Linked DNA regions of Homo sapiens: region 2 is linked to region 1. Evidence: chromatin loops called from intact Hi-C (ENCODE). Cell type or tissue: Calu3. All regions are shown on one strand. Region 1 holds the start of LOC105375237 (a long non-coding RNA gene). Region 2 overlaps AMPH (amphiphysin).

Region 1 (5,000 bases):
GAAACAGTAACACTCCTGATGAAAGTACTTGCACGGTTCTATGCAGGAATTGGCAGCTGGAATCTCAGGCAATCAACCGTTTGCAGCCTTCACCACTGGGCTTGTGCCTCAGTTGAAGGTGCTGGAGGGCATGCTTCTAATCATCACTAATCTACCACTTTAATACGGAAGCTAACTTTTTCACAGCTTTTTCATCAACACTTGTAGCTTTGCCAAATGGATATACATAACAGAAAACTCAGTGGTTCTCTTTTCCTTCCTGCCTCCCTCCCTCCGTCCCCCCCTTTCTCTTTTCTTTTCTTTCTTTCTTCCTCCCCATCCCTTCCCTTCCCTCCCTTCCCTTCCTTCTTTTTTTTTTTGAAACAGGGTTTTACTGTCACCTAGGCTGGAGTGACATCATCAGAGTTCACTGCAGCCTCGATCTGCTGGGCTCAAGCCATCCTCCCACCTAAGCCTCCCGAAGAGCTAAGACCACAGGTGTGCACCACCACCCCAAGCTAATTTTTGTATTTTTAGTAGAGACAGGGTCTTGCCATGTTGGCCAGGCTGGTCTCAAACTCCTGGGCTCAAGTGATCTGCCCGCCTCAGCCTCCCAAAATGCTGGGATTACAGGCATGAGCCACCATGCCTGGCCATGACCTAGTGGTTCTTGAAGTCTTTAAACCAGCCTTCACTTGCACTAAGAAAAAGTACTTCGATGCACTTTTAATTTTTTTTAAGTCTTCATTTATTATCATGCCTCTTCTTCTTTCATTGTGAGAAAACTTGTGAGATCTTTTTTTTTTCTTTTTTTTTTCTGAGATGGAGTTTTGCTCTTGTTGCCCAGGCTGGAGTGCGGTGGCGCAATCTCGGCTCACTACAACCTCCGCCTCCTGGGTTCCGGCAATTCTCCTGCCTCATCCTGCCTCAGCCTCTCAAGTGGCTGGGATTACAGGCGTCCACCAGCACACCTGGCTAATTTTTTTTTTTTAAGTAGAGACGGGGTTTCACCATGTTGGCCAGGCTGGTCTTGAACTCCTGACCTCAGGTGATCCACCCGCCTCAACCTCCCAAAATGCTGGGATTACAGGCATGAGACACTGCGCCTGGCCATGAGATCATTTTAAAACATTAATGTACTGGGAAGAATCAAATATGAACTACAAGATGTGTTATAAACATCACTCCCTTGTTTACTAACCGTGTATGAGCTAATTTGCAGCAAGGATCAGGCATTGTAACAGCCTCATGAAGTTGTGAAGATTAAACGAAGTGACACATGTGAATCATTGAGGACAATGCTGGGCAAATAGTAAGTGCTTAAAAAGTTATTTTGATTATAATCATATTTGTTTAACCAATCCCCTCTTAGTTTTCCTGCTCCATTTGGAACTACACACCACTCTAGAACCTATTTTTCGAGTTTTTCCTATTTTCACAGTGGTTAGCTCAGATCAGAGCCTTCAGTAATTTCTCTCAGGCCTGGAGTTCCTGGGACTGATTATGTGTGAGAATTTACAAATATGGATTCACTTACAAAGTCCATTCCTGTGTAGCATAGTTTGGCTTTAATTTAGAAACATTTCGCTCATTTAATTTTAGGAACAAGTATAATGATAAAACAAATACATCTCGAATAGGTGCAGCCCTTCAGACTATATACTTTTATTTTCAGAATGATAACTTCAAGGCACCTAGATAATTACGAAACAATAAAAAGTTATATTATTTATTGTGTTTTCTCAGGGAAGGATGGGCATTGACTGTCTTATAGGAATATTCTTTTTTTTTGAGACAGAGTCTTGCTCTGTCACCTAGGCTGGAGTGCAGTGGCATGATCTCGGCTCACTGCAACCTCTGCCTCCGGGTGCAAGTGATTCTCCTGCTTCAGCCTCCAGAGTAGCTGGGATTACAGGCGCGCCCTACCACGCCCTGCTAATTTTTGTATTTTTAATAGAGAAGGGGTTTCACCATGTTGGCCAGGCTGGTCTCGAACTCCTGACCTCATGATCCGCCTGCCTTGGCCTCCCAAAGTGCTGGGATTACAGGCGTGAGCCACCATGTCTGGCAGGAATATTCTAAAATATAAAAAGAAACAAACTGGGCATATTGGTTAACCCTGAGTTATGGATAAAGTTCAAGTTGAGAAATCTTGCCTTTCTTCAAGCAGTTTAATTACTCAAGGTAGAATCTCTTTAATAAGTAACACTATATTTATTAGATTTTCAAGGAAATATTACTTGTGCCGCATAAACGGCACTTCATTGATATTTTGAAAAAGCTACTATATCTTAAACACTATAAATTTTCCTAAATTCCCCTCTTTTGAATTCTTTTGGTAACAACAGCCATGACAATAGAGATAACTAAGATTGCTCTCATGTTTGCTGTGTGCCAAGGCCCTGTGATTCACTAAATGAACTCAATGCTAAAATTGTCCTTTAATCTGGACTTTGCCTACGTATGTGAACTTGGCACTGTGTTAAAATCAAACATTTGTGTCGTTAGGACTTTTTTTTTTTTTTTTTTTTGAGACAAAGTCTTGCTCTGTCACCCAGGCTGGAGTGCAGCGGCATGATCTCGGCTCACTGCAACCTCTGCCTTCTGGGTTCAAGTAATTCTCCTGCCTCAGCCTCCTGAATAGCTGGGATTACAGGCGCGCGCCACCACACCCGGCTAATTTTTGTATTTTTAGTAGAGACAGGGTTTCACCATGTTGGTCAAGCTGGTCTCGAACTCCTGACCCCTCACAAAGTGCTGGGATTACAAGCGTGAGCCACCGCGCCCGGCCAGAACTTTTGAAAGGAAATTTACAAAGGTAGTTATTGGATAAAAGCGTGATAGAGTAGTTAGCACCAGGTGGCGCTAAAGGACTGAAATTGGAAACGGCTACGGTATTTGGTCCTCTTACCTGAGGGCCGGGGAAGGGCGATGCTCCTGGTTTAATGGCTGTGTTACAGGAAGGAAGGACAAGCATTTGCCTTCCTATGCCCTGTTACGAACAGATGCTAGGATTGCGCCTGTCACATTGTCTAGTTTCCCTCCCTGGAAAGTTGAACTCCCTAAAGGTAGACACAGTAACCTTACTGTGGTCTCAAGTGAACAAAAGGCCCCATAGTTTTTCTAAAGAAAAGTGAAAACAAATATCACATGAAATTGCTTTTTGGAATGCGTTTAGTCTTGCTCTCACCTTTGTAGGTATCCAGGAATGGAGACTGGACAAAGGTAGCCAAACGAGAAAACATCTCCCAGAATTCCTTGCCTCGGGAGTAGACAGTGCAAAATCCTTCCCACCAGTTTGGGGTTTATTATTTAATGCACTTCCCCTTTCCTAGACATTTCCAATGTGCTCGTAAGTGTTTTTCTCTCTGGCTGTTACCAGGAGGATAAAATCTCAGAATGGAGACCATAGATATAAGAATAAAAATAAAATCCTTCCACCGGCTTTCTAAGGGGATAGCAGGAGAAAGAACAGGAAGTGAAGTAAAAAGCCTCGCTGCAAGTAAACGTAAAACCCCGGGAGCCTGGGAAACAGAAGCTGCCAAATTAAAGAATGGCAACAGTTCCTGCAAGGAGTCAGGCACAGGGGAGGCTCCTTCCTTGGGCAGAGTTACTGGGACATTGAGAGGGAGGCTTTATGGAAAGCGACTTTCGGAGGTAGATTGAGAAAGAAAAGATGTTTAAAAAAGTGCCTGAGATTTCTACCATCAGCTCTTTCTTTTCTGAAAGTCAAGTCTACTAAAAAACCAGACCAATAGCTAAGTATCTTGCTCAATTTACATAAATCTCTTGCAATACGCATCACTACGGGCCATTTGTGATACAAGGTTTGCGCCAAGTAATTCACTTATGTCAGCAATCCACCAGCCAGTCTAACCCAGTCTGACCCAGGCATCCACATAGAGCGAGATGTTGCTGCCATTCCCTGTTTATGGAATTTTTCTGCTGTCTTAGGGAGGCTGATCATGGAAACTCCTGAGTGCAGTATTCCAAGTACAGTAGCACCAGGAATTGCATTGTGGGCTTAGAATGAAGCAATTTATCCCTTCTGTCCCCACTCCATTCCCTCCTTATTTCAAGGACCTCCATGAGACAAGGGAGAGAAGAAGGCGGTGGGAATGGCTAAGTGTCCCAATGTCTCTGGCTTAGTTCTAAGCATTTTGCTTCACGTAACCTGGAGATCAGGTCGTTCCTTGGCCAACCGGGAGAGGCTTTCTCCTCCTAGGCCTTCTGTGTTTGTTTCATTTATTTCAACATTCTCATGTGAAACCATTAAGATATTTTGCTGCTAAATGGAATTCATTCAGCCTGTAAGAACTGTAAGATCAAAGAAGGGGTATTATTAGTTTTTCAACAGTTGATCCTAAGGTTGGAAATGTGGTGATGAGGCTGGGTGTAATGGCTCATGCCTGTAATCTCAGTGCTTTGGGAGGCTGAGGTGGGAGAATCACTTGAGGCCAGGAGTAACGAACATAGTGAGACTCTGTCTCTCAAAAGAAAAAATATGCAAAAATTATCTGGACATGGTGGCACACAGCTGTATTCCTAGCTACTCAGGAGGTTGAGGCAGGAAAATCGCTTGAGTCTAGGAGTTTGAGGCTGCAGCGAGCTATGACCATGTCACTGCACTCTGGCCTAAGTGACAAAGCGAGACCCTGTCTGAGGGAAAAAAAAAAAGTGTTAAAGAATATCTCTTCTTCCCACAGATAGCCAGTGATTCTACAGGAAAACATACTCCACCTTTCTAGGTTTTCATTTATTCAAGCCCTCAAAAGGATTCTATAAACATGGGCTCATCTAGACTGAAGTATAAATAGGTTTAAGATGGGAAAATCACATGGAAAAATGAACATGGTATTAGGAGACCAAACGTGAGTCTTGGTGTCGCCGCTGATGTGCTGTGGTGTAAACGGTTTGGGTGTCAGTTTCTCAGCAGCAAAATGAATGTAATGCAAGGCAGATGTTGCCCCCACCTTAGTCAGCACTGGGAAAGAGGGATCACTTGCCTATATTGACAGCCC
Region 2 (5,000 bases), 1.1 Mb after region 1:
ATCCCAGCATTTTGGGAGGCCAAGGCGGGCAGATCACCTGAAGTCAGGAGTTCGAGACAAGTCTGACCAACAAGGGGAAACCCTGTCGCTACTAAAAATACAAAAATTAGCCGGGCATGGTGGTGCATGCCTGTAATCCCAGCTACTCGGAAGGCTGAGGCAGGAGGAGGTGGGAGGCGGAGGTTGCGGTGAACCAAGATTGTGCCGTTGCACTCCAGCCTGGGCAACGAGAGCAAAACTCCATCTCAGGAAAAAAAAAAAAGAATTTTAATAATCACTTAAATCATACCACTCTGACATGACCACTAGTGCCCTTTGGTCTGTCTTCTTTTAGTCTTCCCAAATCACTGAGTATATATCAATTTTGCACTATAAAATTGAGACTGTACTATCATGTATTTCTGACCTTTCTACTTAATTTTATTGAGCATATTTTCATGTCATAATATTGTGTTTGCAAAAACATATTTGCCCATAGTATTCTCTCAGTTGGTTGTACCAACCCCTGATTATTGGCCACAAGTTGCTTCCAACTTTTTTGTTGCTTCACCAGCACTTCGATAAACATCTCTTTATATATTATTTCATGTTTATGTCTTCTATTGATTCTTAGTAGAGATAGGAAATGAAATTGAAAGAGGTGAATAATTTTAAGTCTTTTGTCCTTCAACAGGGGCATATTATTTACATGAATTGGCAAATGAAAGTCAGTGTTCCTACTGATTTTGAATATACCTGGGTTCACATATCCCACCGCAGCTACTTGCAGGCCTGTTCCTGCTAGTGGCTGTTTTTTGTGTTTTTTTTTTTAATTGACTCAAGAATTATCATGACTTCCAGAGCTGCCTCTAGTGTCACTGAAACTATCTCTTTTTTCTACAAGTAAAAGACCATACAGAAGTCATGGTGATACTATTTCTTCTCAGTGTTCTCAGGGTCTGGAATAATATTTACATTTTACAAGAGGTGCTAATGCAGTACTATAATTACTGAGTACATCAATCACTACACTATGCGTAATATGCCGATTATAATCACATCATATTAATAATAGCAGAGATGGTGTATTGATAATAATAGGGACCTCAGAAAATAAAAACTCAGACACAATGCAGTGGCAAATCATGATTTTTCATTCTTTTCAAGCACACTTATCAATAGGCAAAATGCTTTGAGCTATTGTTTTCTTTCTTCTGTTGTATGCATAAGATGCTGAGTTTGATAAAATTAACTGGGGCTTGAGATGTGATTTAGCAGCTCCTTTGAGAATGGTGTTTATCGGTGCATGGCCAGATTGTATGTCTGTGGATACCGAGATGCCGCCAGGGATAGCTGTCTTAGTGCCAAAGGATCTTACCCAGCATCTCCCAGTTGTCCTGGGACAAACTTGAGCAATTCTAATTTCCAAAGTTGTACAGTCCCTTTGCATTTGCTACTGCCCAGCTTCATTCTCTTTGTTCGCTACATGAATTTTCGAACTGGGAGTGTTTTAAGGCAACAATACCCTTACTCAGTTGCTTTGACCTGGACCCTCCAAGAGCATCCTCTCAGTTCCATCACAAATAGAGACTTTGGTCACCTAGAAGCCTTGTGTGCTTAGCTGAGGACATCCCCATTTGGTAGACAAGGCAACTGAAGTAGAGACAACATGACATGCAGACTCATTGTGAAGTAAAGATGAGGTTCAGAAGTGTTCTTTCTTTTTAAATGTTTTTTCTTTGTATTTGTAATTTGCTGGCTCATAGGTAAGGACACTTGATGGTGGGGGGAAAAAGGATCAAAGCACTTTTGAAAATTACAGATGCCAGGAGAGTCCCCTAAGTACTTAAAAGAGCATTCGCTTTTGCTGGTACTGTTGAGTGAGAGTGATGGGAAAAGTTAAGAACTGGGGCAGAGGAAGTGCCTTTCCAAACAGAAGCATGTTCCAGCTGCAGCTCCTGTGAGGACACTATTCCCGGGTCTGCTTGCCTAGGCTTTGCTAGTGCTTTATGCATAACCCCAAGGCTGCTGGGAAAGGAATGTGGGAGCTTTCAGTGTCTCTCCATCAATACCTCTTATATCTCACTGGCTGTGTGTCACATCCTTCAGTCTTCCAGGCAATTTTGGAAGAACTAAGCACCAGAGACATTATAGGAGTGCATTTTCGGGGGCACAGCCTTATTTATATTGTTTTCTTCTAATCTGGGGAGGAGTCAGAAAGGGGTTTCTGCCATTTTTCTAAATCTGAAAAGCGACATGGCTCTAGCAGCTGGACCACAGAGTATGACTTGGAGTGTTTCCATGGATTAAATGACCATTTGTCTCATGTCAAGATGTCAAAAGCGGGAGTGAAACAGGGATTTATATTTCTGTCTGCTTTCTGGTTTATTGAGTGACATAATCTGGCTTTAATTAAAAATATACAGATGCTGTCTCTCCCTGAAGCATCTTGGCAGTTTCTTCAGTGGCTTGTTCCTCTGTAGCTATAAATAGCCATTTTATGTTACTTCAGCCCATCCAGCAGTTTCTGATTTGGCAGGTCTGGGATGAGGTCAGGAATCTGCATTTCTGAGGAAAATGCTGCTAATGCTGCTGGTGTTGGCACCACACTGTGGGAGCCACTGTTTAAAGTTATCAGGATTCCACATGGCACTAATCAGTGACCATTAACAAAGCACCACAGTGAATTAATAGATTTATTCCAGAGAAATACCCAGCTGAGTCAAGTGTGTGCTATGACTGACCATTCATAACTGCTCCCTTCAAAACTAGTGTGACTCAAAGTCTTCCATATTTAGGGTAGTTGGACACATACACATACACATGAGTGCTTATAACCTTAGATGTGTTGATCAGATTATAGGTCGAGCTACGTATTATAAGTGAATGAACTGTATCATCCAGACAATAATGTATTTGATAATCTACAGATAAATAGATAAAAGAGAATAAATAACAATACCTGGGAAAAATGAGATGCTAACTGCAAGGAAGTACAGCATTGAAAACTAGACAGCTTTGATGTACCTGAAAAGGTTTTCTCTGACACATATAGCAATATAGGATGATCCGTCTACATTTATTTTAATTTTTTTAAATGAGTCATTTACATTTAGAAGATTGATCTATGTCCCCAGCTTGCTATTTTTATCATGCACTTAATGGGGGAAGAAAAGCATTTGTGTTATTCCTGCCCAGAAGCTCAAAATGTAATGACTGAAATGTACCCAGTCTCAGATGGATTTGTTTGTCTCCTCCACCAAGCACCATCACGGTGATGATTCTCTCCTGAGTGTGTCCTGGGATTGAAGACAGAAATCCATTAGATCTGGAGAGCCCTCTAATGGCCCAAACTTTAAATGTAGCATAGAATTTTTTCTGGTAAATGTTCTTATCTGCTTGTAGGGAGATGCCCCGTGGTTATGACCCAATGGTTTACTTGCTTTTCTGGTTTTGTGTTTACAAAAACAGATCTTCCAAAGGTCCAAAAAATTGTTCCCTATTTTTCCATCCTAAGAACTTAGAAATCCATTCTCTCTCTTTTTCTTTCCCTTCCTCTTTGTGTGTTTGTGTCCCTACATTATTCTTTTAAAACAGCATTTTCCAAAGCATGTTTATGAGGAAAACTAGTATCATTAGATGCTTTGAAAAGGGAGTCTCTGTTTACATGAGACTGAGGGGCTACATCCCTTTTGATTTTTCACAGTTTACATCGGCATGTTTAAGGCTCTGAAAAGTTCTGTAACAAAGTTCCATTCAACTTTGTTTAGGGAAGAATTTCTCAGTCTCTCCTTCACCCCCAAAATATGCTTTCCTAGGAAATGGGTGTTTGGTAAAACACTTTAAGAAATAAAGATTTAAAAGATATTTTGTCCCTGGAAATCAAATCTATTCCATATAAATATGATTCTAACAAGAGATCAAGACAAAAAATAAAGCAATCATGTATGTGTGTATATACACACGTATATGTATATATACATGTGTATATACACATATATATACGTGTATATAACGTATATATGTATATATACATGTGTATATATGTGTATATACACACGTATATATGTGTGCATGTGTATATATACATGTATATGCACACATAAATATGTGTGTATGTGCAAGGTTATTTCTCTCTCTTTTTCAATTCTTGTCCTCAGAAAATGTTTTGGGGCCAGACATGGTGACTCACATCTGTAATCTCAACACTTTGGGAGGCCAAAGCAGGAGGATTGCTTGAGGCCAGGTGTTTGGGACCAGTCTAGGCAACACAGTGAGACCCTGTCTCTACAAAAAAAAAAAAAAATAGCTGGGCATGGCAGTATGTGTCTGTAGTCCCAGCTGCTCAGAAGGCTGAGAGGCAGGTGGATCTCTTGAGCCCAGGAGGTCGAGGTTACAGTGAGCTATGATCACAGTACTGCATTCCAGCCTAGGTGACAAGAGCGAGACCCTGTCTCAAAAAAAAAAAAAAGAAAGTGTTTTGGATTGGCTTTTCTTCTAACTTGATGACTGGATTTTAAATCCAATGTTCACCCTCCCTTTAGGATTATGGCCCTGAGCAAATATTTTTTGCTGGGGACCTCTTCCATATAAAAAGTTGGAGTCACTTGAAATAAGCTTATCAGCAACATTCTGATGGCCAGTCTCAGGGGTTTCCATAAGTGAAATGCCAAGCTGACCAAAAAGAACAGTCTCACCATCTTACCACTCACCCTCCTGGAAACAGGCCCCATCTTCATGCTCACAACACCTTTGTGGATAGGAGCCCTAGAGTTCCAGAAGCATATAATCGACCGTACACATGGAGTAGTGTTGGGGAGTGCTCCGAAGGGGAGATATGGCAACCAAAGCCCAGTCCTGGTACAGGCTCTCAGGATGCCCTGACCAGATGGCACTGCAGCTGCAGCTGGTCCCTTCTGCCAGAGGAAGACTTAGGAAACTGTAAGAAAGGTGCTCAAAAGCATGACGGTCCCCTTAGATTCAGGGCTTGGGGCAGGGTCCCTCTTTGCCAGAGTCTATCT

The links. Hi-C counts contacts between places; a loop is a spot of excess contacts. Peaks named below come from ENCODE experiments on the same cell type or tissue, not always from the same donor. Only the 100,000 strongest peaks of a DNase experiment are listed, where the experiment ranks them.
Region 2: a loop joins it to region 1, with 14 times the contacts of the local background. A loop is called at or near these places in 1 of 110 quality-filtered maps.

The regions. Positions count from the first base shown.
Region 1 is chr7:39,517,938-39,522,937 of GRCh38, reverse strand. It overlaps LOC105375237 (a long non-coding RNA gene), which reads left to right and starts at 436. Exons shown (of 4, transcript XR_927183.2): 1 at 436-477; 2 at 1,202-1,291. In Calu3, a CTCF peak has its summit at 2,845 (motif pointing right); a DNase peak (open chromatin) is centred at 2,837.
Region 2 is chr7:38,450,344-38,455,343 of GRCh38, reverse strand. All of the region lies in intron 11 of AMPH (amphiphysin), which reads left to right. Among named protein-coding and RNA genes, the nearest start is that of TRG-AS1, 110 kb to the right of the region's middle. RefSeq lists enhancers at 901-1,070, 1,787-1,956 and a cis regulatory region at 1,871. In Calu3, no CTCF peak of the experiment used is centred here; no DNase peak of the experiment used is centred here.